3 separate regions of the Homo sapiens genome follow, and regions 1 and 3 are each linked to region 2. The links are chromatin loops, found by intact Hi-C in ENCODE. Cell type or tissue: chondrocyte. All regions are shown on one strand. Links, peaks and the distances in the headings refer to the core of each region. The heading gives the core; the rest is flanking DNA.

Region 1 (8,585 bases), core at 478-8,477, 1.1 Mb after region 2:
GTGGGGATCCATACTGGGCACGGCTTGCTGACCAGTAGGGAATTTGTCCCTTTATTCAGCTGTCCTTCTATAATTTACTAGACTAAGATACCAGGTATCTCCAAACTCTCAGGCTGCAGCTAAAGCTGCATTCTTTTTGTTAAAGGCCAGGGTTTGATTTAACAATAGCATGACATCTCCCCAAGTGAGGTTGAAAGTTTGCCCTAGACCCTGTAGGACATCTATATACTAGCAGGATCATCTGAAAACTTCCCCAGGTCTACCTTGATCTGCTTTAAATCGGAGAGGGAGAAGGGGACATGTACGCGGGTTGGGCCAAATTCCACCCCCCCAAACAGCTTGAAGGGGATATAACTGATAGCCCGGGGGGTTTTGTGGTCCCTTGGAGATTTCTTTCCTTGTTTCCTTCTTGGTGGGGGAGATTAGAGGAGGCTTATCACTAATAGGAAGAGGAATTGTAAGGAGGCTAGGATGTGGAGGTAAGCTGAGATGTCCTCCTGTGGGATGTAAATTGTAAGCTTTGCATAGTTGTGGATTATCCTTCAATGAAAAGAAAGCTTGGACATAAGGTATTTCACTCCATTTGCCTTCCCACTTACAGAAAAGGTCAAGCTGCAGGATAGTGTTATAATTTATACTTCCCTCAGGTGACCATTTTTCCCCATCAGAGAGAGAATATTGGGGCCAGGCCAAAGGGCAGAAAAAATAAGCTGCTTCTTTTTCAGGATTTGTGGGTCATTGGTCCCAATGGCTTAGGATGCATTTCAAGGGTTAGCCTGTTGATGCCTGAGTGTTTCCCATCTGAAAGAAAAAAACACCCATGTTTTTTTTGTTGTTGTTTTTTCCCTGCCCAAGAACCTGCAATGGTCCCTGGACCCTGCTGTTCAGAATAGTTGCACTCACCGAAGCAGCAGCAGAAACACTAGTTTTCCTCCTAGACCACAAAGAGGACTGAGGAAGGTCAGATTTAGTGGCCCTTACCAATGCTTTCTCAAAAACCTGCACCTTTGCCTTTCCTCTTAGACCACAAAGAGGACCAAGAAAAATCGGATTTAGTGGCCCTTACAGATGCATTCTCGAAAACCTGTTAGAGTCCTAAACGTTCTCTCCTGTTAGTATTGGGACCTTACCCTTGTCCTATAAAGATGATATGCCTTGAAATGGAGTGGAGAGCCATACCTGAGGGAGGGAAGGGATCAGGGTTGAAAGAGTGACACCTTTTGTCCTCACTTCTCACCATATGAATAGGAAGGATGTCTACCCCAATTTTGGAGTCTATAATTTCTGAGGCTCCCCATACCCTAGCATTGGGAATAGACTTTGTTAGGCCTGCTAGTCTGAGGAGGAATCCTAAAATTCCAGATAGTCCCCCTACTGACAAGGCTTTGGGCAAAAATTATGTCTTTCTGATTGGCGAGGCTGAGTGCCTAAAGAAGGGAACAGGGTCTGGAAATTTATACTAGAAATCATTCTTATAGGAGAAACTAGAAAAGCACCAGAGACAGGGAGTGTTTTTTAGAAGCAAGACTAGCCTCAGAAAAGAGAAGCAGGAGGAAGTTTGTCTGACAGGCTTTAGGACCCAGGAGGCAAGGGTCAGGAAAAATAGGATAGATGGACAAATCTTGTTTGAGACACGTAACTTTGAGAGTTCTGCTCATGGCTGTAGGGCCAACCAACTTTTTATCAGGACCCCAGAGCTGAATGGCTTTCCTCTTGGTCTACCCTCAGCTCAGCCTGGAAGTACAGAAAAAGTGGAAGCTGGTTCCAGGCAAGCCAACACTCCCAACTCTGAAAAGTTGGGGGTTGTTACAGAGCCCTTTCCCAGAAAGCCTGACACCCATGTCTTTAGTCCAGCAGCCATGCTAGTCACTTTTAACTGGCCGACAGGTGCCCGGTGGTTAGCCCCTGAATTCTAAGTAAAAAAAGACAGAATAGCAAGTGAAAGGGGTCCAATGGGACTCACCGCATGGTGATATCCTAGACAAGCCCCTAAGATGTGTCCAGAGTTGGTTCCTTCCAGTGAGTTGTGGTCTCTCTGACTTCAAGAATGAAGCCGTGGACCTTCATGGTGAGTGTTACAGCTCTTAAAGGCGGCATGGACCCAAAGAGTGAGCAGCATCAAGATTTATTGTGAAGAGCAAAAGAACAAAGCTTCCACAGCTTGGAAGGGGACCTGAACGGATTTCCACTGCTGGCTTGGGTGGCCAGCTTTATTCCCTATTTGTCCCCTCCCGTGTTCCATTTCTGTCCTATCAGAATGCCCTTTTATCAATCCTCTCTGTGATTGGCTACTTTTGGGATCCTGCTGATTGGTGTGTTTTACAGAGCGCTGATTGTTGCATTTTACAGAGCACTGATTGGTGCGTTTTACAGAGCACTGATTGGTGCATTTTAAAGAGCACTGATTTGTGCACTTTACAATCCTCTTGCTAGCTACAGAGCACTGATTGGTGCATTATTACAGAGCACTGATTGGTGCGTTTTTACAACCCTCTTGTAAGACAGAAAAGTTCTCCAAGTCCTCACTGGTATGTTCCTGTGGTAGGTCTTGGAGCAAAAGTTCATGATGTGCGTCTCCACACGTTGGTTGCTCTGTCCTTCTGAGCATGAACTGCAAGGTAGTACTGCCTCCTATCCTCCATCTTAATCCAGTGGGGATTATTTTTAATGTGGCTTATCAATTTTATTTATTGCCATTCTTTGATGTTCCCATAAACATTATGATTGCCTGCCAGGAAATTATACTCAAAATAGGCTTATGGGCACTTAGAATAGTGCCGAGGAAAAAATGATAATTAATAGTACTGAGCTAAAGGTAAGCCTTTATCCCTTTCCAAATGTGAGGCATAGATGTCCTAGTTGGTTTTTTTTATTTTTTAAAGATAACATTCAAATGTTGCTACCTTTCTGCTGAATTACTTGAGTAGAACCACTTCAGCAACTTGTATGTGCATGTGTGTGTGTGTGTGCATGTGTGTGTGTGTGCATGTGTGTGTTCATGTGAAACATTCAACTAATGCTCAAGCAGCCCTTACAGTGCTTGGAACTTACAAATGAAAGCTTTCCTCTAGGAAGCATCTCTCAGGGAAATAGGTGCAAGAGGAATACTGATATTTTAACCTTTGCCTCACCTTAAATTTTCAGCAAAGCACAGTGTTACTTCCTTTTAGTGCTAATTTTGGAGTAGTTACTATTTGTCTTCCTTATATCCTGCTTGATATTTTCCTTCTACAGTTGGGAATTAGGGATTCCAAACACCAGGAGGAGAGGAAAAGCTTCTATTCTCCTCCAACATTGTACTCGAGAACAGACCTCTCTGAATGTAGCTAGATTCTGCAAACTTCCCTAGCATCCAACTTCCTCCTCCAAAAAAAGGAAAACAATACAGTTATGTATTTATTTATTATGTTTACTTATTTGAGACAGGGTCCTGCTCTGTCACCCAGGATGGAGTGCAATGGAGCAATCTTCAGTCACTGCAACCTCCACCTCCCTCTTGGGTTCAGGTGATCATCCCGCCTCAGCCTCCCAAGTAGCTGGGACTACAGGCACACACCACCACATCTGGCTAATTTTTGTATTTTTTGTGGAGACTGGGTTTTGCCATGTTGCCAAGGCTGGTCTCAAATTCCTGGACTCAAGGGATCTGCTCACCTCAACCTTCCAAAGTACTGAGATTATTGGCATAAGCCACCATGCCCAGCAGTTACTTAGATGCTTATTTTATGTTCTTGCATATCCTGCTAAAATATAAACTCACCGAGAGCAAAAGACACATATTAGTGTTTTGTAAGCATCCCCCATTCCTCCACCACCCTCAGAATATGCTTAACAAATATGTTTGGAATTCAATCTGCATTAAACTGCTGATCTATCAATAAAGAATCCATCCTCATTCTTATCTCCTTGAAGAAAGGAAGGCAAATCTATACAGCAAAAAATGGATCAAACCAAGGATCCTCACAAGACCTTGGCTCTTAGAGCTTCTAGAATCAGCTATTGAACAACTATCAACTTAAGTGGATAGCTGATGCATAAACAGTTAAGAGAACCGCAGGTATTCAAATATTCCCAATGCAGGTATTTGAATGATGTTGTTAATTGTCCCAAGTGTGCATTTTTAATAGCATATACTCATACATATACAAACACAATGAATATACATAGTTTTTATTCCCTCAAACCCAGGGAAACAGATTACTGTGAATCTACTACTCTAATCTCTCACCTGTGGTCACTTGGTGGCCACAAACACCTGTTCTTCTCTAGGTCTCACTGAAAATATCTACAAGTGGTGGAACTGAGATTTACAGCTATCAACCTTGACAGTTTAGTCACCAATAAAAGCAGCTCCTCTATGCCCCACACTCACTCCACCCCAGGCTGAGTCCATCAAAGGTGCTGTGTATTTCATGCAAATTTCCATGACAGCAGCTCTATGTGGTCCACGCATAGTTTGCCTGAGCAAGGGACAGAAGGTCTATCCTCTTCCTCCCAATGAGCTGATCCTATTTCTCCTAACAACTGGTATGGGGCTGCCCCCTGGAGGTTTAAGAAAGCCTGTTCCCTTCAAGGCAGGCTAGAGGGTCTAACTAGAGGCATTTCAGATGTTGAAACTGGCAGACATCATCTGACCACCTAATCCAACCTTTCAGAAATGAGGATATCCAAGTTCAAACATAGGGAATCAACATGCGCAGATGCAATACTTTTCAAAGAGCCCACCGAGCAATGTGATCACCAGGAAACTAACTTACTGCAGCTTTTTAAAACTAGGGAAAGTGGCCTTACATTACCTACTTAAGATCCAGATTGTTCAGGGAGTTCGTTTCTTGATAGCATTTGTTGAACATCTACTGTAGATAAGACCATGACCTCCAAATGTGTATATATGCTATGCCTAGAAAAGCCATTATGTTTGGATATCAGTGATTTTCTCCAGCTGGCAGGATAATAATTGATTTCTGTTTTCTCTGAGAGAATCAATGAAGAAAAAGAAAAGGAAAAGAAAGCACACTATTGGAATCCTAGGAGGCAGATTCCAGTTCTTCTTAACTGGTGAGTTTGAAACCAACACAAGCATTAAAGAGAAAGGAAAAAAAAAAAGGCATTGGCCTGTAACTGGTGCATATAAGATTCTTGTGCTCCCCTATAGAGGGAAAAAATGATTTAAGATTTGTTATCATTTCTAAGCAACAACATACTCTTGAACTCATTTTGAAATAGCTACAACTCTATTTTTTTAAGATGTAAGTTGCTGGACTTTATTGCACATTGACTTAAACTGAAAGTTGTCCAAATGCCTTTGAATAAGAGATTTAAAGATGAGGGCCATACCACTTTCAGAGGGAGACTTTCCTTCTCAGTGGAACTAAGCGGTATTTCCAAAATATCTGGCTGGATCTTAAAAGTCATTCATGACAGGTGATAATTGATTACATATTGAGTTTTGCCAGAAACTCTAATGTCATTGGCATATAGAGACATAGCATTAACACAGTGTGTATGTGCAGAGGACTGGAACACAAATAGAAGGCTTCATAAATTAAATTTAATGTTTCGTAGCTCTTCTTTAAACAAAGTAGGTGTGGAAATTATTTTAAGTTAAAATTTATTTCTGTGCAAAACAAAAATCAGTCTCTAAGTGTATATGGGGAATAAGAAAGCAGAATTTAAGGTCAAGTGTAACACTAATTGAACGTTAAAAGAAAGAAAATATGTTTTAATATTTAAAAGAGTCAAATATTGAAATTTCAAATAATTTCAAACATGGGCTACACATAAAATAATAATAAGATAATTATGACAATAACAATTACACATGCACATACCATTCAATAGAAAAATTGTCAGAGGGTGACTTTTGATTGGATAAATTGATCCATGCAATTCACCTGAAACTTAATATCATCATTTCTATTTTATTGAAAGGTCAAATGTCTCCTGTCATTCAGAAAAATTTCTGCTAATATGCCTAAAAAGAGAAGAATTTGGAGATAGATAAGGTAACTCAGTGAGTTAGAGTAAAATTAAACTCTCACATTTAAGACCATTGCAATTCATTTAAAACATCTTCAATTGCATTCTGCCTTTTAGAACAGAAGTGACAAACCAACTGACCATGGGTCAAATTAGGCCCAGACTAGCTTTATGAAGCCTACACAATAAATTTTGTTTTGTTTTGCTGTTGTAATTTTTGTTGTTCCTTTTTAAGACTTTTTCAACAGCCTTACAAAGACTATATACTTTATCAATTTATCCACAGGCTAACTATTGTCATATCCAGGCAAATTCACATATTTATAATAACTGGTTTCTATGTGCATTTTTGTTTGTTTTTATTTTGCTTTGTTTTGATGTCTGCTCCAGAGCAGTTTATTTCTTAAACTGCCAGCTCCGATTCATTTGAGGCTGTGAAATATATTCAGTGGTTCCTGGATCAGCATTGTTTTCCACAAACTAGAATAGAGTAGAAATTAGCAGAGCATCACAGGTATAAAGGTAAGCCTTATTTTCAAAAACTGTCACCTCGTGTGTGTGTGTGTGTGTGTGTGTGTGTGTGTGTGTGTGTGTGCATATGCACATAGATTATATACATAAGGGAAAATGCAATTCTTACACTGGCCAATAGTCCACAAAGCCTAGAAAACACCGTTCTAAAGAGTCTTAGAGGGATTAAGATATTCCTTAAGATTATATTCAGATTATGTTTTAAAAAAGAAAAGAAAAGAAAGAAATGCAAATTGAATGCTGGCTCAAGTGAGCTCAGAAAAGTCTTAAAAGAGCTTTTTACTGTAAAGTCACTACTATCGCAGGATTTAAAATTTTTAAGTCATTGACATAGATCCAAATACAGACAAGGAAAATGTTTACCTTTGTAACATATCAGCTCTCACTTAATGATTTATGGTAGCAAAGAAAACACATCTGGAACCTTGGAGAGAAAAAAAAGTCTTCAGATACATCAAATATTTTAAAGTGGCAAAGGATAGTTGCTCGAGAGTTTGTAATAGTAAAACATTTTATAATAATTTTAAAAACTGATTATACCTTCCACAGATTATACATTCTACAAATTATATTATTCCACAAATATAGTACAGATTATATTCAGTCCACAAACATTTATTTTCTACTACTACATAGGCCAAGAATTTTTCAAACTCTTCTGCCTTCAAGGAGCTTATATTTATAAAGCTTGGGATACATTCTTAAAATATTTAATTGTCTACAAAATCCTTTAGCCTTTTCTCTTCTCCAATTTAAGTTCTACCCACTTTCTCTTTACCTTCCCTATCAATTCTCTCTTGGTCACCATGGCTAAAAGTGAAGAACTACTTCTCTTACTTCCTGCCTAGGCCACCCATTTAGCAGTTATTGCATGAGACTTTGTGGCACTTCTTCTATTGCTTTAATAAATAGCATTTAAATCTTGTTGATAAGCACAAAAATCCCTAAGTATTTGCAATATTTTCCTTCCCTTCCCTTCTAAGGAGGATTCTTTGTTACACTGCTTGCCTGTTGAGTCCTAATGTGCTGAGCAGAGTAACAAGACAAGATGCAGAACTCAAAAAGGGGACAGAATGCTATAGACTAAGTTACATAAGAAAAAGCATTACTGTATTCTGACAATAAGAGAAAAAAATCCAAAAAGTGGGGGAAAGGAGTTGCAAAAGAGGGAATGATGATGAATTAATTAGGAAATCCAGTTTGTCTAGAGTTTGGTTGAGATAAGTAAAGGAGTTTTTTGGAAGTTTTCTGAATGTTAGGAAATTTCTCCTTTGCTACCTGTTCAAGAGACCTTCGGGGAAGGCTTTTTATTACATTTCAATACTTTTTACAGTCATATTTGTGGGGTTTTTAGCTACTGCACTGTGGCTCTAGGCACTCCAAATTTACTTGGGTTGTAACTATATTACTTAACACTTTTGAGAACTGTGCTCAGCCTTCCCAGTTAGTTTGTGACGTTTGAAGAAGGGGTTTTAGACTCTTTTTGCTGGCCCATGACACTCAACTTGTAGGATTCACACTTTTTTTCCTCTGTGGTGAAGGTTCAGGGCATTCGAAGGTAATTCTCAACCTACCCAGAGTACAGGGTTTTGGCCTTTGACACCTGTAAAATCATCTGGGAAAAGACTGATCATACCTACATATTTGTTGCTTAACTTGCCTATAAGTATTTCAGAAGAAAGAATCTATAAAAGTCAACAAAAATATAATAGAGAAATTACTTACAGCAGCCGGCACACTATCCTTTCCTACCTTGCAATATGTCAAAGAAAATTCATATATTTAGATTTATTATCCATAAATCTTTTTAGTATTCTGTCCCATTCTCTAAACTCAATCTTGAAGACCAACCTCTTATATAACATCAAACAGAATCATTCTTGGAATAAGGCTCTCTGCATTAAAAAGTGGCATGTCACATGATCCTTCTAACACTGCAATCCCATGTAATAGCACAAAACATGTCAGTCACCACATGTAACCTATGAGTTCAGGAACAATAATCTATCGAGTATGTGCAATGCTATGTGAGAAAATCTCAGAGAGATGCTCTTATCATATTTTAGGAAACCATT
Region 2 (8,585 bases), core at 459-8,458:
AGTGCCTTTCTCAGGGAAATCTTTCTCACGCCTTCTTCTCTTTTCCTAATCTCTCCCATCTCATTTCCTTTTTCATTTGCAAACCAAAAATAATTGTGCTATGTAGTCCCTTATGTCAAGAAGAACAAAGTGAAACAATTTTGAAGTCGCATTAGACCTAGCAAAGAACTTCAAAAACCTTTGAAAATACCCTCAAAGGCATCTTAACATTTCTTACTTACATTTCCACTGAATTATCTCTTCCTCTAATTAAGCCTACTTTTCTTCATCAGTTGCATATACAAGAAATTTTTAAAAATGATTTATTACACAGTTTTCTTAGTTTTCAGTTTTGGTTAATGACCAGCAATACAATAACATTGCTTTACAGTAATTTGCATTGCAAATATGCCAGATCTTCTGCTATTTTGTGTATCAAGTGGGTATTTTCAGTCACCTGGGAATCCAACCGCTATTTTAATAGCATTCTTTTGTGGGAAAATCTGTTCTGAGTTTCAAACAAATGCCCTCCAAGTAGAGTTTTGGAACCCAGCCATATTGTAAACTGTGTGCTGTCCATAGAGCGTTGAACATAGTTTAGGGCATACTGGGAGACATTGATCCAAATGTTTATATAGTGTTTTGAAAGATAAGGACTTTCTTATTCTTTCAAACAGTGGAATAATTTGATTATGCAAAGAGCCCTGGAGGCAGCATGATGGTTCCTTAATATGAATAATAATAACGACAATAATATTGCAACCATTTTTCAAGTACTCCATGATGTACCATGCACTGTGTAAATTGCTTTACATGCATGACTGTTTTAATCCTTGTGGAAATGTTCAACACAAATATTATCATCCCCATTTCACGGGTGAGAAACCTGAAGTTCAAGAGGTTAAAATACTTTGTTCAATATTACATATCTAGTAATGTGTCACGATTCCAGTGGCCTGGCTCTTAAGCACTATAGAAAGAAGAAAATGGGCACAGCCAAGTGTGGTTTATGGAATGACAGAGTTGGCACGGACCTTAGAGGATTAAAATGTCATGGACATATGCAACTTTGCTTTCTTCCCTCAAAAAATCATAACTCAATCAGAAAGTTAAAAAAAATCTTAATTATTCAGCCAATCACTAAAAAATAACTTCTTATGTTTAAATCTGTCTTAACAGTCTACAGAGCACTCTTCTATACGTTATTCCATTTGGTGCTTACAACAATCCAGTGGGCAATCAGAGAGTGTATGTATGAGCCCCATGTTATAGATAAAAACATTAAAGCTCGGATAATTCACGTGAGTATCCAAGCTAATGCAACAGAAATGGCAAAGCCTGACCTGGAATCCTTCTGACTTGTTTCCAATGTCTTTGAGCCAGTATGGAGTGTTACTGGTATGGGGGAGACATTTAAGTCTCTGTTCTGAATGGTCAGAGAGTTGCATAAAATGAGCTTGGTCAATTCCCACAAAATCCAGGCCATTGGGAAAGGAGTTCTATGTGACACTGTGAGATCACTGCACCTGCCTCTTCATCTGCTCAACAAGGATAGAATGTGCAAAACAGACATCAGAATTCACACAAAGCTCCAAAACAGGCTCTGACGTCTACTCTGTCCACTAGTGACTTCAGGTCTTGCAGGTGTACCTATATCTCACAGTGGCAATCACTGGGTTGTAGCAGGAGAGAGAGGAGAAAAGGCAGAGCAGTTGGGGATGGAAGAGCCCAGCTATGGAGTGCAGTTTTTTCTCTCTTTGCCTTCCTCCTGGCTTCTCTGTCTACGGCAACTACCCAGACTGTGTTTCTGAAGGCCATTGCTTTCCACCGATCAACTGTGCCCAAGGAACTAATGACTGAGGGAGTCAGTGGAGTAGAGAAGACAGACTATATTATAAGCTTTGGCACTTGGCAAACATAGGCTGAAATCTCAGCTCTACTACTGGCTCACCACGGTTCTGTGCAAAATTTATTTGTTAAAGGAGAATATTAACATCCATCCCATAGGGCTGCCATGAGGACTAAGCAGTATGGCCCCTTTGAAATTTCTAGAACAGTGCCTTGTATAGACTAGATTGTTAATAAAGGCAGCTCCATGTTCATTATTCCTCCTGTTGATGACATGTGTGATTTCATCTGAGGCTCTGGAAGTGGAAAGCTGCTTCAGGATTTGAGTATTTCTGTCATAGTATAATTTAAACCCTCTGTCAGATTTACTCATTAGTTTATCCAAGAAGGTTTATTGACACACACTCTCAGCCAGGGTGGCGGAGGCATATACTGCTCCCCACATGCTTAACATTTCGCTGTTGCTTAAATACAGGCATGGCTCTGTGACTAGTTCTTCTGGCCAATGGCCTGGGAGTGGGAATAGCAGGTGTGAATTCTAGGCCAAGGATTGAAGAGCTGGTATGTGACCCTCCAGCTTTGTTTCCTCCTCTACAGCGATCCTCCATCCTCAAGAAGGCAAAGCTGTAAGAGAAAGGCCACTTGGATTCCCAAAACGCCATTTGGAAAAGGGTAGCCCTGGAGATCAGCTGATATTGTGTAAGGAAGAAATAAATATTTATGTGTTATCTCACTAAGTTGTTAAGGTTTATTCTTTACTATAACATAGCCTGATTTAACATAATATATCAAAGTATTATGCTAAACACTAGAGATATGGGGGGGGACCTTTATCACATCAGTTTCTGCTCTCAAGAAGCTTACAGTCGAAGAAGACAGACTTTCATAGCTCATCATTTGATAGCTGATACGATTTAGAGTACAACAGGAGTCCCTTTGAGGGGAGAGTTACCTGGGAATTTGGCAATATTCCCATTACCTCTCAAATGATATACCACAAGTGATGTTCCACTCAATCTATTCTAGACAAGCTCCAATTCTCATCTATCTTTAAATTAGGTTATTACTGTCTATCTCATAGGGATCTTGTGAGAATTGAAGGATCTTGTAAAATGCAGAATATAGTAGTAGTTAAGAATAAAAGTTTGCGGATTTTGCTTCCTGCTAATGGACGCTTTATTCTGTTCCATTGATCTGTTATCTATCTTTATACCAGTACCTCCCTGTCTTCATTAGCGTTCTTGGCAGTTCTCCGCAGGTTGATCTGTAGATTCAACTTAACACAATCAGAGGCTCTTCATTAGTGGGACTTTGTAACCCATTTGTTCCAAATAAGCTTATTGCTCAAAGGAACTACATTGTTTGAGACACATTAACTTCTTTACTTTTTTAGGAGCATAGCCATGTCACTGTTTTCTTTTGCTTGTGGCCGGGAAGCAGTGGTCAGAATACTAAATATATCCCTGAAGGCAATAGCAATACCTTTTAGGTTTTCAGAACGCTGTCAAGTGAAAACATTTTAACCCATTTTTCCTCCTATGGACACCCACGAATATTCCACCATACAATTCTAAGACTCAACTTCCTAGACTTAACCTTCTCTGTCTGTATCCTTTTTGAAACCAAATCTTCCTTTGCCCATGCCCTCTGAGTTCCCTAACACCTGTCTCCCTAGGACCATCTTTGCCAAGGTCCTTGCCTTGCAAACTCATAGTTGGCTTCCACGATATCTTCCATTCCCATCCTATCTGGCACTTCATCACCCTTCTCAGTTCCAAGCACACAGAACACACTCAATGACAAACCTTATTCTAATGTCTTCCAGTCCTCAGGGAAAGAAGTGTTTAGACGCAGCCACTCAAAGCCTGGCTCACTGCCGGAGGTGTTAGGAAACACACCACATCACTACCCACAGTTCAGGCTAAAGAAGAGGCTGAAGTCTCAAAGTTAATCTTTTAATGAAAACATCCAGCTTAGCAGTAAATAAGCAACTAGGCCAGAGCAAGGTTGACTTTGAAAGAATTTTGCTGACTTTGCAAATTTACTTCAAAATTAAGTGAAGTTTATTACAAAATTAAACTTCAAAGTGAAGTTGTAATTTCCTACCTGAAATCACCCATTCCCTACCTCTAAATTCAAACTTGATGTTGTCCTCTGCTCATCACAGATTGTTAGAGGTAGGGAGTGGATGATTTCAGGTAGGAAATTACAAAAGTCCCCGGGTTGGAGGAGGGGCTTTTTGTGGTGATGGGGTTGGGGTGGGAGAAGAGCAAGCACAGCCTGGGAGCCCATGGGCAGGACAGCAGTGGGGACCCAGGCCAGGACGGTCCGAGCTTTGGGGATTTTGGAGGGTGCATAGTGTAGAGCCCTCCCTGCCCACAGAACTGTTCTGGGGAAGTAATTATGTCTAGATTAATATGGGAGTCAGGGAGAACCAGTGAAATTTTTGAGTGGAAAATTATTCAGGAATGTAGAAGAAATGCTAGGAAAAGCAAACTTAAAAGTACATGGAAAAATAGAATTAATTTCTCCAGAAGAGTTCTGTAGGGGTCCCAGAAAGGTCACTAATTTGTCCAGGTCTGTTCGTCTCCACTCCTCCCCCAGCTCTTGCCACTGCTCCTTAGTATTGCCACAGCTCACGTGTGTGATGCGCTTACGACGTGCCAGACACACTACACGCATTACTTCATTTGATCTTCACGGAAGGTCAATCTTTTCAAGATTGTCTCTTTTTCAGAAGAGAAAATGAGATTAACGAACATGCCCAAAGCCTTTCAGCAGTAAAGAGCAGAATTGGGATTTGAACCTAGCCTGTAGCCAACACACGGAGCAGAGGAGGCCGAAATCCTGAGCTGTACCGATGACCATAGCAGTGGGGTTTGCCTTTCCTTTAGAACCTGTAGTTAGAGAGCAAAATGATGAATTTACCACTGACTTGTCATACCATCTCCACTCAAGGCTCATTGGCTATTTATTTGGAGGGTAATCCCTACCTGCTATCTAGCCACTAGAGGACAGTATTACCTCAAAAATGCTTTCAAAAGTAGCCAAAATCTGGGTTCTGGAAATTTCTTTTCCATAGCAATTTTCACAATCTCCATAATCAGCCTCTAGGCCATGTCCTCGGTCAGCTCTCACAACACCTGGCCTGCTCACAGTCCCCTGATCCAGACCCTCCCTTGCTGTTTTCCAGACTCCGACTCTGTCTCTCCCTTCCAGAAGGAAGCCTGGTGATGAGCACACACTGGAACATGGTGCTCAAGCTCCAAACTGCAGCCACTCACTCACTAACATCCACATGTTACTTAAATTCTCTGTGCCTCAGTTTCCTCATAATACCTCCCACACTGTAATGAGAAGTAAGTGAGTTAATACTTAAAAGATGCTGGCAGTAGATAGAAAGAACAGTAGAGCTTCTCATGAGAGATTCTCAAGTTTGAAATAATGACCTTCTTGGAGACCTTTTAAATCTGATGATTGCACTGAGTTAAAGAACATCATCTCTACAAGGTAACACACTCTAATATCAGCCTCTAATGTTTGCACCTAAGTGAACTAATCTCAAATAGGGGATATAGGGCCACAGGCAGAGCTATTTGAGGCAGCATTTTTGCAGCACCTCTTGAATTCCAGAGAATGGGTCCATGGATAAGACAGACCAGCTTTGGACCCACCAGCAGGCTTGGAGAATGTTTCAGGATGAGGTTATGAAAAGATATTGGTTTTATTCAGGTGGTCATAGGGTACCCATTGAGCAATATGCCTGCTTATTTTGGATGAAGAGAAATGTCGGGTCATTCTTGAGCTGTCATGACCTAGTCTCTTAGAAAGCAAATGTAGTTTCACAGTAGAATAGAATGCCAAAATTCTTCTTAATGGAGGGGATTAAAAACATGCTAAGTCCTCCTGATCACTGTGGTCCTGTCCTAATCCAGCCATCTATTTTTCCTGAGGTAATTCTGGAAGTCAGGATGAGCCCAGGACTTTGCAGTCTGTGCTCAAGCCCATCAGGGTTAAAGATGAACACTTTGGTGCTGTGGTCAGGTTAATATTAGGTTGGTGCAAAAGTAACCGTGGTTTTGCTATTGAAAGTAATTAATGCAAACTTGGGTCATTGCAAACTGAAGCCAAACCAGTCATAGATGGCTAAGTCAAACTAAAGACAGTTTGCGTATTTCTGCAGCCACCAAGCCCCTTATAGGCTGTGAACCTCTTTGTAATGGCTACCCGGTGGATGGGGGCAGCTCTGCAGAGTCAGTTACTGGAAGAGATGGGAAGAAAACCTGAAAGAGAGCCTGCTGAAGACCTTAGTCCAAGGCCAATGACTTCTGTCATAGGGCTGCATTGTTTGTGTTCGCTTTATAGGGTCTAAAGTAGGAAGGAAGTGTGTCCCTCTAGCTGCTGAGCTTGCTACATAGATCAGATCTGACTGGAGGAAGCGGGGTTTCTGGATGTGAAGATGAGTTAGGTAGCTAGAGCTGGGATTGTACACCTTCCCAAGATCATGGAGAAAGTCAGTTGCTGGGCACAGGAAAAACAATCAGGATTTCAGAATCTGCTGGGTATCCGGGGTTGAGGACATGGGTGCCTATGTGTGAAATGCTGTGGGATCCACTGTCAACAGCCTGTTGATGTGAGAGTCCCTGGCATCTTGGAGACAGTGTGTATTCTTCAAGGCATTTATGTTGATCCAGGATCAAACACAACTTACTGTGAGTTAGGTGGCTTCAGCAGGAGAGAAAGTTTCTTCTACTCAGAAAGCAACAATGTGCTCCCTAAAGTCACCTAATATTGTAACATCCTCTGTGCTCAGACACTCAGCACCCTGTGCCGAGCAATGATAAGGCATGTAAACGGCCTAGCATTGCCCTTAGTACCAATAAATGCTCAAGAAATGGTTGCATTATTTTCAATAATAGTAATTAATAACACTTACAGAGCATTTACTATGTGCCAAGCAGTGTATTAAGGGTTTAGCAGTTCTTCACTCATTAGGTGGGGATCATTTTTATCTCTGTTTTACAGATATGGAGGTGGAGGCCAGGCATTCCGGAATTCAAAGCCAGGCATTCTGGCCCCAGAGTCCACATTTAACTATTGTGCTTTTAATTAATACTGCAAAGAGTTGCCAATAGGAGACCAGAGGAGGGCAAGATGGCTTCTGGCTAGGGTGACCAGGGAACACTGCCAGAATGACAGATATTTCAGCTGGCCCTTTCACATAAATTGAACTATATTTTCTTCTACTAGCCCTAGTCCTTGGGTCTGAAACTGAGCCCACAGGTCCTGCTGTTACATGAACTGGGGTATGGGTATATAGCCAAGGCCTCAGGCCTGCTGAACCAAGAGTTTATTCAGCAGGGAGTGGGAAGCCAGTAGTTAAGCTGGTAAGGAACTCTTCAAGACTCTCTGAGTCTTCAAGAAAGTTCTAACAGCCCACTGGGGGACTTTTGCCTCTGCCTACATCAAAACACATTTTTTAAAAAGCTTCTGCTTTGTACTTGCTGTTCCTTCATTCTGGAACATACTAATCATTCCTCATCCTTAGGACTCAGTTGATGTGTTTCTCCATCCATGAAACCTTCCTCAGTGCCACTGGGCAGAGCTGGCTGTGTGTGTGTGTGTGTGTGTGTGTGTGTGTGTGAGAGAGAGAGAGAGAGAGAGAGAGAGAGAGGGAGAAACTTGTCACACGGTATTGCGGCTTGTCATTACAGTGTGGCTTTTTCAGGACTTTGAGTTCCTTGAGGCCAGGAGCCATGTTGTATTCATTCTTGAATCCCACTGCCCGGCCCAGAGCCTGGTACATAGTAGGTGCATGATGATTGTTTATTGTGGAATTAGAGAACAGATTTTAAAACTTGAATTCTCAAAGAAGGAGGGGCAGGATGCAGTCAGCATTACTCATTCCCATCTCTGCCCAGTCTCACCCTGCTCTCTCTGCTTTCTACCATGGTCTCCTCTGGAAGGGTATGGCCAACTTAATGCAAAGGTCAGGGCATCTTTGGTTCTTGGACTGATGTTTACATTTTTGAACTCTCAAGGACGTTGACATATCCAGCAGCTGAACTCCAAGTGAGCACACCAGCTTATGTTGGTACAATCAGCTTCACTGGGGGTAGCTTTATTATATTATAAAAGTCTAGTGAGACCCTCAGTCCCTTCCTCATATGGGCACCACTGACTCCCATTTAGAGCCTAATATGGTTTAGCTGTGTCCTCACCCAAATCTCAACTTGAATTGTATCTCCCAGAATTCCCAACAACCCAAGGTTGCATTAATTACTTTTAATGGCAAAACCACTGTTACTTTTGCACCAACCTAATATTAACCTATTGTGGGAGGGACCCATGGGGAGGTAATTGAATCATGGGGCCAGTCTTTCCTGTGCTATTCTCATGATAGTCAATAAGTCTCATGAGATCTGATGGATTTATCAGAGTTTCTGCTTTTGCTTCTTCCTCATTTTCTCTTGCTGCCCGCATGTAAGAAGAAGTGCCTTTTGCCTCCCGCCATGATCCTGAGGACTCCCCAGCCATGTGGAACTGTAAGTCCAATTAAACCTCTTTTCTTCCCAGTCTCGGATATGACTTTATCAACAGCATGAAAATAGACTAATACAATAAATAGGTGCCAGTAGAGTGGAGCATTATTGAAAAGATACCCAAACATCTGGAAGCGACTTTGGAACTGGGTAACAGGCAGAGATTGGAACAGTTTGGAGGGCTCAGAAGAAGACAGGAAAATGTGGGAACTTCCT
Region 3 (8,585 bases), core at 470-8,469, 360 kb after region 2:
ATAGTTCTAGAAGCTGGGAAGTTCATGATGGGGTAGCTGCATTTGGCAGCTTTTGGTGAGGGTCTCATTCATGTCATGTCAAAACATGGTGGAGAAATGGAAGAGGAAATGGGCTTGCGGAAAAAAGGACAAAGCAGTAGAGGTCACCTCACTTTATAACAACCCACTCTTCTCTCTCAGGAGCTAATCCATTCCTGCAAAAACTAATCCATTCCAAAAAAAAGAAAAGAAAAAAAAAACACTCTTGTCTTTCAAGAAAGACATTAATCTGCCTTAAATACTTAATCACGTCTTAAAGGCCCCAACTCCCAACACCATTACATTGGCAATTAAATTTCAACATGAGTTTAGGAGGGGAGAAACCACATCCAAACCATAGCAGTTACTTTTTAGAATGAGAAAAATAATTGCATATTTGGATGGGAGTGATCCAGTAGAGAGGGTGACTTTGATGATTGAGAAGTTAGAAAGGACAATTACTGGAGCAATGTCCTTGAGTAAGTATGAAGGAATGGGATCCAACCTGTTCACATGTAGACAGGATTTGGATGGGAGACCAGAGAAGAGAGAAGGAATATATAGACACAGAAGCAGATGGATTTTTACATGTGGTTAAAAAAAAAAAAAAAGCATGAAGAAGTTCTCTTGTTGCTTCAATTTTATCAGTGAAATAGGAATCAAGGTCCTCAGCAGAGGACTGGGATGAGGGAGGATGTGTTGGAAGTTTAAGGAGAGAGGAGTAGGAGGTGTGAAATAGTCATCTAGGGAAGAGGGAAATGTAGTAGAACTGCCAGGCAGCATTTAAGGGCTCTCTTGATGCTAAGGAACATGAATTTACAATGAGAGCAGTCAGCTCAGTTGATTGTTTTGTTCCAACCACATTCCATTGTGTGGGTGTAGGTGGAGACAGAATGTAGATAGAATTGGATTTAACCTAGAGCTGGGCTTCGCCAGGTGATTGAAACAACGGACAAAGAGGTAAACGACCTGAGTACATGTGCCAGATGCCAGGGTGTGAGTAAGGGTCATGGCATTCACCCAGGGCAAGGCGGGAAGTGAGGATGTGAGGAGTGTGGAGATGTTGAACGATGATAAAAATCAGTTGATTGAAGGTCCTGGTGGTGTCAACAAATTGAGGGAGTGAACTGGAAAGAGAGGCAATGTTGGTCAGAGCTTGAAATTAAGATTATGGGGGTTCAACTCTTGGTAATGACAAAGATCGAGATATGGCCCAAGGAATGACTGTTGATATAGAGTGGAAAACATAATCTCTGGAAGACAGAAGGTCAAGAGTCTACGGTATTATAAGATCATTTACTTCAACATGAAACCACAAAAACTATGCTGGGAGAAGCACTAGAGACAATGATAATGATCCAGGAATAAAATCTTCAAGAAATGAGGGAGAGTGGTCTTGGGAGTCTGTAGACTGATAGCATCATTTCCAAAACCTGGGGCAGCAGGGAAATTAGGGAGAAGAAAGGGATAACAACCTAGAAGTATCAATAAGGAGCAAAGAGGACAATTTCTCTACCTCCAGCTGCCAGTATTTTGTGTAGGCTGGAGCACAAGATTCCCCACAATTCCAGCACCAGCTAGGTAGCAGGCCTGAGCTGAGTCGTGAGTGCGGAGTTTTTCCGTGGTCAGCACTTTGGAAGATTATGTTGGGGGCATTCAGAAACCTGTGGTTGGCCATGTGGCTGTAATTTCTTAAACTACAAATGCTCTTTCATCATTTATGTCATCAGTAAACTTTCATAATTCCACTGTTTAGCCCTACTAGTCTGAATTCTAGTCAAACACATTCATTTTTGTTTTTTTTTGTTGTTGTTGTATTTGAGAGGGAAGATGAGTAAGGAAGGGACTTACAGCTAGTCTAATTCTTCTTGAAAACTTCCTTAGAATATCTCAGAAACTTCCAGATAGGGCTGCTGTCCTAGAACAAGCTCTCTCTCAAGTAAGGAAACCCGGAATATCTGGGGCTGCCCAGGTAGACACAATCCCTCTAGGAATCTGCTGTGATTTCCTTTGGCAGCTTTGTTCCCAAGGTCTGCAACCACTGGCCCACAGTTGCTTTAGGCCACCATTTTGCTTGCTGTGTGTTCCATCTCAGTAATACCACTAAAATGACACCATTTTTCTAGGCAAAGATACTATTCTGCTCTGGATACTCCCAGCTTTTAGAGTTAATTCCTCAGCATGAGCAGCTTTGATTTCCCAGAGCGCACCCACATTAGCCAGCAAGAAGAAAAGAGCATTGAAGTAAGTGATGATGCAGAATCCCTCAAGTCATTTCCAAAAGAGGCATTCCAGAAATGTTTTGAGCAATCATTTTTATAAGCTATAGAATCCCAGGGTAATTTCTTAGAGGAACAACTCTCATTTGTTATAAATTCCGGGGTTTTAAAAGATACATCAGCCCCATTACTCTCTACACAATTTCAATCCTTTAATTCTTTAAAATTTCTTACCTGATCAAAAGGAAGAGCCCTGCCTAGTTACAGTTGCTATTCACCATTATAGGTAGCGTGTATGGCTGAGATAGAAAATACTTCTGATTTTGTGGATTTTGGATCAAACCCAGCATTGTGTGCCTTCTAATTTAGTCAACATTCAATTCAGCTATAGGGGGTTTTTAACATGCTAAAGCAGAAATGTAGTAAATAATCAAAAGGTGAAATAGTCATTACTAAGAAGGCCAGCATTCCATATTATGCTTTACATCCTAGGTGCAAGGTGCTACTTAGATGGCAATTCAAGAACGCAGAAGTCATTCTAGTTGGAAAGCCATAACTTGATCTCCAGTGCCTATGTTTGTGATGGGGAAATTTTCAACGAAAAACACAAAAGAGGAGAAAATAGAATGCTCCTTGAAAACATATTCTATGTCTTATTACACAGTCTGGCACAGGCACATAAGCCTACATGATGCCTTGGCTCCTATGGGAAAATCCAATTGATTGGCATTCCTTTTCCAAAAAATATAACCTTCTGTGAAGATATATTAAGGTTGTCTCTTTCCTGATTCTCTCTGGCCAAGCAGAATACATTTATAGGAAAGGATGTCATGGATGTGCTTGGAATAAGGCCAAACTAGTGCCCCAGTGGATAGAACCTCTGTGATGATCTCATTAGTATCCACACGAACTGACTGCTAACCAGTCATCACAGCTTATGACAGTGCAGCTCAACTCATCCCCTTTTCTGTGCATTCATATCCTAATAAGGTAAGATCAGGAGGGAAAAGTGGTAGTTCTGGAGAGAATGTGGGCAGGAAGAGATATGACCCAATCAAAGGAGGAGTCTGAACAAAAATTTTCCTACCCCTGGACCACTATTACCCATCTACAGGGATACTTGGCACTATCCAAGGGGATACCTGCACATTAACTTCCACTTAACATGTTCCATCTTAAGCTGAATCTTCCCCTTCACCATACTCTAAGATGATTAATCAATGTACCCAGCAATATGCAAGATGTTGTATATAATGAAAGTATTAACATTGAGTCTCTGATCTCATGTTACAGTTCAGTGGGGGAGACAAAATTTAAACTGATTAAACATAGTGCCTCACGATTTAGCAGAAATGGTCTTGCTTTGTAGGACACACATTAGTGCAAGAAACTTGTCATTTTTTAACTAAATGGAGTTAAATTACCAATCCTGTTTGTGCTCCTTTGCTTTACATTTCTCAAACATTCAACCAACAATTATTTGTTGCATGCTGCCTGTTATAAGCAAGGCACTATACTGAACTCAAGAAAAACCATGATAAACATGTAATATTCCAAGGATATTAGTATTGATTAGTAACCCTCCCACACCAAATTCAGCGTGGCATTCTAAACAAATACTTTTTTAAAATATGATTTTAATCTTCTCTTTCCCCTTCTGGTGCGCATTTTCAATCCTAGTACAAAAGCACTGAAAGTATTTTGGTGGAGTGACATGCAAAAAAAACAAAAACAAAAACAAGTTTGTGGTGTAAAAGAATAAACGGTATTAGCACTCTCTTCTGCCCCTGGAAACATGAGGACTCTCTGACTGCTCTGGGGGTTCCCGTTCTTTTGGAAGCCCTCAGCTGGTCTTCAGCAGCAGTGATGACATTAAGGAAAATTGCATTCTGCTGCAGAATTCAGTCCCTTCATCTTTCTCCTTTCTCTAGAGCATGAAGCTAGGGGCCCATAAAGGATCCAATATCAAAAGGAAGAGGGTAATACCACTACATGGAGAAGAAAAAAATAATAATTACCAAATTTCCTGAATAGTAAACAGCTTTTAAAAAGAAGAAAAAGCTGAACCCTTTGATAGCTTGGCCCTTGGTCTGCCCGTGAATGCCTTAAGGATTATATCATCAGACTGACTCCAGCAGCCCGCGCTATTGTTTCAGAAAGAGGAAACTAGAAAGAAGGAAAAGAAGAAGAAAAGGGGATGGGTGGGAGCATGTCTGCCTTTTGGGGAGGAGAGCGTTTGATTTTTGGAAGTGCAGTTATCAAATGTAAGGCTAGAAAGACAAATTGAACAAATTCTCAGTGTCTGTGGGCAGGAGGTTTCTGGGGCCATTTTTTCCTTTTGGGGGGATTAACATAGCCTTTGGATTCAATAACTTTTCTATCACAGATGAAATTAGCTCCGAAGAGAAATAAGCGACCTGAGATTGCCCAGAAATGTTATTCCTGAAAACCATCACCTGGGGGCAGTCTTGGGACTGTTAATTTCCTCTACCTCACTGGTAGATAATTCACTACTTTTTTTCAACGATGTAGTGTTTCTTTATCTGTGGTTGAGGAGTGAGAAAAATGGGCAAGAGAAAAGGAGGCTTAGGCACTAGAACTTTCACTCTCCTCAACCAGCCAGGAAGCGACCCCATGTGAATGCGCAGGACGTTCTTGAAGTCGCAGAAGTTTTCCTTTGGAGCTCTGAAGCGGAGAGCCTCGAAAGCTGGAGGCGGAGGGGTGAGGCCGTACACACTAACTGGTCCACCGACCCTTAAGATCTCCGCGCCGGATGAGATCGAGAAGCCGGGATTCCCAGATCCCAGGAACTAAAGGAGACCTCACCTCCACCCCCACCCCGCACCACTGCACACACACGCCCGGGAGTTCCTGGCCCGCCGCGCCGGGCCAGCCCCTCTGTTCTGAGACCCTTGTCTCCCGCCCACTACCCCGCGGAGCCTTGTCAGCAAAGGAAGACAGGGCGTGGGCCCCGCTAGGGCCCATGTTTAATAGCTCACGAATTCCGGTCGAGGAAACGGAGGCTTCGGCGCTCAGGCCTCCCCTAGGTCTAGCTGCGGCCACAGTTATAAGCTCTGGTTCATAACCAAGAGCGCTTGGTGGTTCTCTCCCGGTGCGTTTCCCGGCCCGAATCTGGGCATCCCCGGGGACCTCACCTTGGGGTGAATCAGAGCTTACCCCCAGGCCACGGAAGCCGACCCAGGCGGCCTGCCTCCTCCTTGGGCCGGGCCGGGGCCGCCGGGCTGCTAGGCGCGTGGCAGCGAAGCTGGATACGGGCTCACTGTCCGCACCCTGCGCAGTCAGGGCCACCAGGCTACCTCAACCCTTCGTGGTGCTTCCCATTCCAAATTAGCATTGAGAGCCCGTGTGACCTTCGCGTGCCAGCGGATAGAATCTGCGAAAGGGAAGCAGACAGTGGCCTTTCCCGTTTCCTGGGCTGTGCGCGGGTGTGCTGGGCCCAAGCGCCCTCTGGGCGTCGGGGCTTCGCCTTGTCCCGTGTGCCTGCGCGGGGCCCGAGCAGCGGCCAGGGCCAGCAGTCAGGCGTGCGAGCCGGAGTACAGGCTCCCGAGAGCAGGGAGGCCGAACAAAGCCAGGTCCCGCTCCACAGAACAGCAGTGGAGGAACACTTCTCCTTCCTCCCCCACAGGGCCACCCCGTCAAAGAACAAGACACCCTCAAAAGTCGGGAAGGGACACTTCCTGAGGGACAAAACGTCAGGCAGAGAACTCAGAGTTCTTCGAAGGGCTTGGCCTCGGCGTTAACCACGACCCGGTCCCGGGAGCCTTGGGCCCAGTCCCCACGCCCAGTGGGCGCCGCACCAGCCGTGCGACAGGAGCCTGGATGCCCAGGAGGCGGCTCCAGGGAACTCACGCGCCGCCCGTTTCTCCGAAGGTTGTGCCTACGGGGCAGGCCTTCCTAGGAAAGAAGGGAAGGGCCGTCGATTTTCAGAATCTAAATATGTTGAATTCAAAACAGCATGGTTTTCCCCTTCTAGAAGACGGAAAAGAGGGTAATACCCGGGTTGGGGTAGACGGGGACACTCAGCCGCTCTTCATCTCCAAGCCCCTAGAAATAAGGCGAGGTTGCCTTTTTGCCACATCGCCGGCTGCCGAACCCACCCGCGAGTCCGGCTCACCTGGGGAGGTAACGCGGCCAGGTTACAGGGGACGATCCCCAGTTCAAAAACCTCGTCAAAGGTCCCCGCGCGTCCCGGAGCGCGTGAATTCACCGGCAGCGTCAGGTCCGAAGTGGCCCACGGACCGAGCGGCGCGTTTGGGCGCAGAGCGGGCTTTCTAGAGGACCTTGGCCAGGGATCTGCCCCGCGGCTCTCCCTCCCCGCAGCCCCACCTTGCTCCGAGCGGCGGCTGCCCGCCCGCCCCGACAAAGGCAGGCGCAGCAGCGGGTCTGCGTCTTAACATCGCAGAGTCGCTGGAGTGGCGCAAGACGCCCTCCTCTTCGTCAGGTGCGGACGGAGCTTCACACGGAGGCTCTACTCTCCTCCAAGACACGAAGAACGTGCAGAGCTGCGAGGTGTGTGTTGGCACCGCCCGCTTCCTGCGCTACAACGGCGGGCGGCTGTAGTCCCTTTCCCGCCTGGCTCCGGCGCGCCGACAGCCTCCCTGCCTCCCCACTGGCGGCAACACTGCGGGCCCGGCTGCTGAGCTCAAGCCTGGTGAAAAAGCTCGCGGCCAGGGCTTTCCCTGAGTCGTACGCAGCCGCCAGATTAGATAATTTAGAGATCCGACGCCACGGGGATATGCGCCTGTCTCTCCCGCACAGGTGCAGTGGAAACGATCATACGCGGTTAAGATTGAGGCTACGTTCCCAAAGACTAAATGGAAAAACAAGAGCGATGTTAGTAAAGGGAAAACCCGTTTGCTTCACCAGTTTAAGGTGAATGTGAAAATGTTTTCAACTTGATAGAGCTAGATGTTTTTTTCTGCTCTCTACTTCACTAGACAGAGCTAGGACGAATGGGCCATTAGGGAGGTAGTGTGCAGTTTTATAATGTCCTCTTCATCCTTAGAAGAAAAGTCTGCAGTTCGCAGTGCCCTCTCCTTGCTGCCTTAGCATTAAGAGAATTGTTATTTACTTCGGCCGCGGGTGCTGGGAGAGCTTGAACGCAGCGGCATCTGGATGAGTTCGGGTGGCATTCAACTGCGACCCCTTACCTTTGCCCCCAAGGCTTCTCGTGCCATTAATTTCCACTGCAGTCTATGGCTGGATTTTCTATTACTTAGGTTATTTTGCCTTCCTCTCCACTCCTTTGTTCTGTACTCACCAATTAGACCCCCAAAATACAGAATCCCAATATTGGTGTACCTCTCTTTTCTTGGCCTGGATTCAAAGTCGCCGTCCAGGAATGTGCTTGTACCTACAGATTCCTATGCTAAGGCTGCTGAGCGTCTTCCACTAGCTCCGCTAGGGAGAGAGTCTGAGCATTTCATACCGTGAAGTATGGATTGGATTTTACCGACTATTCCATGAAGCCACAGGCAACTGGGTCATTTGCTGCTACAAGGCTGGGATAGTGTCTGCTGGCCTGGTTACACGGATATAGCAGATAAGTTGGTAAGGGCACATGAAAATGACTGTTAAAAAGCTAAGTGACTGGTCAGTTAGGAAGAATAAGTTCAAGAGACCTATTGTATCACATGGTGACTGTTGTTAGCAATTTTCAAGAATGTATTGTTTTCATGAAAATTGCTAATAGATTTTAGATGTTCTCACCACACACACCAAAAAAAGTATGTGAGGTAATGCATGATAATTAGCTCAATTTAGCCATTCTACAACGTACACATATTTCAAAACAACATATACATGGTAAATATATATCATTTTTGTCAAATAAAATTTTTTAAACTAAGTGATATTTTGAGTCTACTTGTGGAGTTACTGAATTTCAAAAGTAAGGAAAACTAAATCCACCCTCCCCACTCCATCCTACTTTTTTTCTAGGTATGATTACATTCTATGTAAGTAAATTTGTATAGTCATGTGTATATTTGTGTATACATGTGCCTGTGTGTGTATATACTGTTGAAGTGTACACTTATGGAAATTGCCTTAAGTCAGTCTCTTCAATGCCATAGTCATTGAAAAGAAATCCATTGGTTGCCCGGTTATTTCCAAACTCCTTAGAATGATTCTGGAAGAGGAACAGACTTTAGGAATGGAAAGCATTATTTTAAAAGGATTTAACATATTTTGCTTCTCAGCATTATCCCCAAAGGTAGTAGGCTGGAAGTTGGAGCTCAAGGCTATTCCCCCTCCACTTCCACAACTGCACAAAAGGAAAAGTGTGAACTCCTAGGGCACCAGCAGACTTGTTGCCACCTCTGGCAT

The links. A loop is a pair of places that touch in the nucleus more often than their neighbours do. Peaks named below come from ENCODE experiments on the same cell type or tissue, not always from the same donor. Only the 100,000 strongest peaks of a DNase experiment are listed, where the experiment ranks them.
Region 1: a loop joins it to region 2, with 6 times the contacts of the local background. A loop is called at or near these places in 2 of 110 quality-filtered maps.
Region 3: a loop joins it to region 2, with 4 times the contacts of the local background. A loop is called at or near these places in 3 of 110 quality-filtered maps.

What each region holds. Positions count from the first base shown.
Region 1 is chr1:118,219,494-118,228,078 of GRCh38, reverse strand. No RefSeq gene overlaps it. Among named protein-coding and RNA genes, the nearest start is that of SPAG17, 39 kb to the right of the region's middle. In chondrocyte, for the core only: CTCF peaks have their summits at 4,331 and 4,542 (motif pointing left); no DNase peak of the experiment used is centred there.
Region 2 is chr1:119,363,950-119,372,534 of GRCh38, reverse strand. It overlaps HAO2 (hydroxyacid oxidase 2), which reads right to left and starts at 3,750. Exons shown (of 8, transcript NM_016527.4): 1 at 3,633-3,750. HAO2-IT1 (HAO2 intronic transcript 1) reads right to left here and starts at 3,589. Exons shown (of 2, transcript NR_046780.1): 1 at 3,527-3,589; 2 at 2,204-2,451. In chondrocyte, for the core only: CTCF peaks have their summits at 4,631 and 4,847 (motif pointing right); no DNase peak of the experiment used is centred there.
Region 3 is chr1:119,004,977-119,013,561 of GRCh38, reverse strand. No RefSeq gene overlaps it. Among named protein-coding and RNA genes, the nearest start is that of TBX15, 21 kb to the right of the region's middle. In chondrocyte, for the core only: CTCF peaks have their summits at 4,496 and 4,695 (motif pointing right); no DNase peak of the experiment used is centred there.